Linked DNA regions of Homo sapiens: region 2 is linked to region 1. Evidence: chromatin loops called from intact Hi-C (ENCODE). Cell type or tissue: natural killer cell. All regions are shown on one strand.

What was found. Peaks named below come from ENCODE experiments on the same cell type or tissue, not always from the same donor. Only the 100,000 strongest peaks of a DNase experiment are listed, where the experiment ranks them.
Region 2: it touches region 1 in a loop (26-fold over the local background); 8 of 110 quality-filtered maps call a loop at or near these places.

The regions. Positions count from the first base shown.
Region 1 is chr1:109,531,207-109,533,706 of GRCh38, forward strand. No RefSeq gene overlaps it. Among named protein-coding and RNA genes, the nearest start is that of GPR61, 7.4 kb to the right of the region's middle. In natural killer cell, CTCF peaks have their summits at 1,283 (motif pointing left) and 1,787 (motif pointing left); DNase peaks (open chromatin) are centred at 1,255 and 1,815; H3K4me3 peaks cover 526 bases; H3K27ac peaks cover 500 bases.
Region 2 is chr1:109,199,749-109,202,248 of GRCh38, forward strand. It overlaps ELAPOR1 (endosome-lysosome associated apoptosis and autophagy regulator 1), which reads left to right. Exons shown (of 22, transcript NM_020775.5): 19 at 106-232; 20 at 311-489; 21 at 987-1,152. Among named protein-coding and RNA genes, the nearest start is that of SARS1, 13 kb to the right of the region's middle. In natural killer cell, a CTCF peak has its summit at 1,533 (motif pointing right); DNase peaks (open chromatin) are centred at 143 and 1,563.

The DNA of each region.
Region 1 (2,500 bases):
GACAGATCAAAGAAGAGAAACCAAATAAGGGAGACAGGAAAAGTGAGAAAATGGGGCCATCAAGGAAGAAAGGAGATGAGATAGAAGAACCAGGACACACCCTGTGCTTGTGGGGGTCAGGCCCCAGGTGCTGGATCAGATGTCTGATCAGGGAAGCGGAGGTGCTGGACACACACTGTCCAGGGGCCTGGTGTGAAATTACAGGAGTTGGGAGAGAGTGCCTCAGAGGCACAGGAGCAGGGCTATGTGGGTGTGAGCAGAGGCTGGTCTGGAGGGACAGGGCTGGGCAGGACAGGCTAGGGATAGGAAGGCCAGGCAGGGATCCCCTCCTAGAACTGTGGCTGTGGGTTCCACTCTCTGTGGGTGGAGGTTCAGGTTCAGGCAGGGAGCTAGAAGCAGGTGTCAGCAATGCGGGGAGGAGAGAAGGGGACTGTTGTGGGGATTTGGGAGTAAGGAGGGCCGGAAGGGAGGGACGTCTAGGCTTCCTGCAGCCTCTACTTCAAGGAAGCTCAACATAGCTCCACGGCCTGGGACAGGGCATTCTTCAGCCAGCTTCCAGCCATCCTGCCATTCACACAATCACACAAATCAGTCAGATGGAGCCCCTGAGAGGGGTCTTCCTGAGATCCAGCTGACCCTGGTCATTCCTTTCTCAGTCTTTTCCCAGTCCTAGGACTGCACCTCTTCATGACTGTGGTTTCCAGAATAATGGCCTGGTTTGTAGAGATCAGAAATGCCCACTGCTGTTTCCTGTATCCCTCCACCCACCCAGACTGAGCCTCTGAAGCTGTCCGGGGCCTGGAGAGAGAAGCCACTCAAGGACAGCAGCTGCTGACTCAGACGCTCAAATTCTCGGGCGGAAAAGGACCTTAGAGAATGCCTAAAATCGTGGCCCAATCCCTCATTGGAAGCTGGGGCTCCGAAAAGCCGGGGCTCCGAAAAGCTGGGAGAGCAGCCCAAAGCGTACTGCCCACTAAATGTGGATGCACGCTGGACCGCCGGTTCAGGCCTCCTTCTGGGACACCAGTCGGCCCATCTCTTCCTCATAAGCTCTTAGGAGTAGGAGGGATTTTATTTAACGAGCCAGGGCCCTCTCGCCTGGTCCTCCCAGCCGACTGTGATGGTGTAAAAAGGTCAGAGTCCACAGGACCACCATAGGACCACGGTCTCCAGGAGGGAGAAGGCAGGTGGCGGTTGGGCGGGGAGAAGCCTGTCACCGGGGACTGCAGTCAACTCTTTGCAGCTCTGTGGCCAACACTGCCCCCTTGTGGTTGCTGGCTGTCAAGGCAGTCTGGGGGCCGGAAATGGAGAGGCTTGGGTCCTCTTTCCCACCCAGGACCTCACCCTCTAGGAACCCCTGCCTCGTGCGATGCTGATTTACATCCTCCAGGGATACCCCTCCAGGGGAGGCCATCCAGGAGACTGAGCTTCCACTTGCCATTCTGCAGTAGGGTCCCCAGGCATGTGGGTGAGGGCTGACCACCTCCCGGGCGCCCAGAAACCCCAGGGGCCACTCACAAGCTATCTCTGGATCCCCAAGGAGTCCCCCAGAGTTCTAGGTCTGGAAGTCTGTCCCTCCCTTCAACCAATGGGCATAAGAGTCGGGGGGTGCTATTTTTAGGTGGGGCAGGAACGCAGGGAGAGGACTTTGGAGGGAAGGAGATGTCTGGGAAAGAGGTCACAGGACCAGTATCATTGTGCTCAGTGGTGTCCAGCCTGGACAGGGAAGAGTCAGGTTCCCTTGGGCTCAGCAGGGGTTGGCTTGGCTGAGGATGAGATGGTTAGGGGCGACTGACCCAGAGACATAGAGCAGGGGTGCCCCCCAGAGTCAGACACCAGGCACTGCTGGGAGTGCTCTGTGGAGCTCTCAGTTGGGAAACCCAGCCCAGTTCTTTTTGTTTTCAGGCCAGGGCCAAAGAAGTAGGCCTTGAACTGGGCGTTCCAGGGTGGAAGGACCAGCCGATAGTCCAGATGCCATGTCCTCTCAGGACAGGCTGGACAGCTTCTTATGATATCATTACTCTATAGGGAGAATTTCCTGGCACTCAAATTACCACTCCACCTTTTCCCCTCCTCTCCGAAGAATGGACATGGTCAGTCATGAGTACCTGGGCCAAAGATCCTCAGAGCCCCACCTAAGAAACATGAGAGTCATTTGATGCTGTATCACTTCATCTGTGACCTCCCCTTTCTCCTGAGTGCACTCTGTCACACATTCACATGCACTATCTCCTTGATGACCTATATGGATTTTTATTTCTCCCTCTGGGCCTGAATGACAAGGAAAATCCCTCGTCTCTGATTCAACCCCTTGCTCTGGAACTTGTGGGTTCAGTAAATACTTATCAAAGGACCCACCAAAAGACAGGAGGCTGGGCCTGGAATCCCAGCATTTTGGGAGGCCAAGGTGGGAGGATTGCTTGAGCCCAGGAGTTTGAGACCAGCCTGGGCAACATGGCGAGACTCCCATCACTATAGGCGGGCAGATCATGAGGTCAGG
Region 2 (2,500 bases), 330 kb before region 1:
CAGGGAGAGGGTAAATCAGGCAAGCTATGAGACAACAGGCTTCCAACCAGATCTTCCCCACCCCTCCAGCGAGTGAGAGCTCAGGTCTCTTTTCTGCTTTGCTAGAACGTGCTCGGATGGGACCTGTGATGGCTGCAACTTCCACTTCCTGTGGGAGAGCGCGGCTGCTTGCCCGCTCTGCTCAGTGGCTGACTACCATGCTATCGTCAGCAGCTGTGTGGCTGGGATCCAGGTGGGTTTCCCTCTGATCGGGCACTTCCATGAGAGAAGGGAATGGGAGATCTGAGTTCCTTGTTTTTCTCCCCAACAGAAGACTACTTACGTGTGGCGAGAACCCAAGCTATGCTCTGGTGGCATTTCTCTGCCTGAGCAGAGAGTCACCATCTGCAAAACCATAGATTTCTGGCTGAAAGTGGGCATCTCTGCAGGCACCTGTACTGCCATCCTGCTCACCGTCTTGACCTGCTACTTTTGGAAAAAGAATCAAAAGTACATGTTGCGGTATTGGAGTGTGGGGATGGACAGGGTTGGATTATTGATCAGGGAGAATATCTGAAAGTATAAATTAATGGGGTTTTTCTCTGGAGTTGGCTACAGACTCTGTGACTTATCCAGTGCATGGTTTGGTTATCCTGACTCCTGAACAGGGATGGTACCACGTGGCAGTCTATAAATGGATGTTAAATTCTCAAAAGCAAAGAGTATCCTCAGTTTGCTATTATTAACAGTACAGAGAATGACATTATGATTTTGATATTTCCATTAAATTTTGAGATCATAGAAACAGACAGCCTTAAGGAACAAAGATCACTGAACTGGGAACTAAGATTCCTTCTATTACCCCAGCCCTGACACCATTTTACCATGCTTCAGTCTCCTTACCCATGGCATGGGAATAGGACCTGTTCATAGCCTAACCTCTCTACCTCTTTCCCCCTTATTCCCACATTTTGGGATCTTGTCTTTCCCATCCTCCTGTTTTATAGACTAGAGTACAAGTACTCCAAGCTGGTGATGAATGCTACTCTCAAGGACTGTGACCTGCCAGCAGCTGACAGCTGCGCCATCATGGAAGGCGAGGATGTAGAGGACGACCTCATCTTTACCAGCAAGAAGTCACTCTTTGGGAAGATCAAATCATTTACCTCCAAGGTAGGGGTCCTGGCCAGTGCACTGAGGTCAGCCTGGAGGGCTGGAGGAGACACTGCTCCTCAGACACTGAATGGTCCTGTACCGTTCAGGGATGGGCACCCTGCTCCCCACGCCCGATACAATTCCATTTCCCCACTCTGAAAATCCTGCCTTCTCCTTCTGTGTTTCTACACCAATACTCTTTCCCCCGGGGCCCAAGGCTGCTCTTGATCAGGCTCCTTCTCTCTCAACATGCACTCCAGTTAGTGAACTGTTTGGGCCTTTTCACTTCCAGAAGGAGTACTGAACCATCTATGTTGTAAGAATCATCCCCTACTCCTTTTTTTATTTTCACTGAAAAGGGAAAAGGTGATCTCTGGGATCAACTTCTGATAGAAGTCAGGCTCTCCTTTGACCAGTGGGGGGTGCTGTCTTCCAGGTGTCTGGGTCCAGTCCTTTGGGAGCTGAATCATAGTTCAGTCTCAGCTGTTCCCCACTGAGCAATTCTGAGCTGGGAGGGCTGGCTTTGTGTGGGTGGGTGAGTATGAAGCTTATAAATGCAATACAGACAATACTGTCACTGGGTGTGGGGCCAGCAGACAGCATACAAGCAGGTCCTCCAGGGCTATAGTCCTCTGCAGCACAACTCTGCCAGTGCCCATACCTGACTACTGCTCTGAACCAGTTCATCCCAATAGGAGTGGGTGGGGAGGGCGGAAAGAGGGAGGAGGGTATTGGGAGGTGGTGAAGAAAGGACCGTGCTTGGGTGTTTAGATTGCTAAGTCTTGTTTCCTTTGTGCTGACCTGCTAGGGAGACTCCCTTGGCCTCCTTAGACTGCGATTTCTTTTTTTTTAAATGAATGGGAGAACAGTTCACCCTGGGACTCTTGAGTCTATCTGGGACTGCTAGAATTCAGCAAAGGTGCAAAGCAGGGGATTTTTAAGATTTTTGGCTCATGCCTGTAATCCCAGCACTTTGGGAGGCCCAGGCTGGAGGATCTCTTGAGGCTGGGAGTTCAAGATCAGCCTAGACAACATAGGAAGACCCCATCTCTACAAAATAAAAAACAATCAGCTGGGTGTTGTGGAGCATGCCAGTAGTCTCAGCTACTTGGGAGGCTGAGGTGGGAGGATCACTTGAGCCCAGGAGTTGGAGGCTGCACTGAACTATGATTGTGCCATTGCACTCCAGCCTGGGCAACAGAGCGAGACCCTGTCTCTAAAAAACATGTATTTATTTATTTATTTATTGAGACGGAGTGTTGCTCTGTCTCCCAGGCTGGAGTGCAGTGGCATGATCTCAGCTCACTGCAACCTCCACCTCCCAGGTTCAAGTGGTTCTCCTGCCTTAGCCTCCCTAGATGCTGGG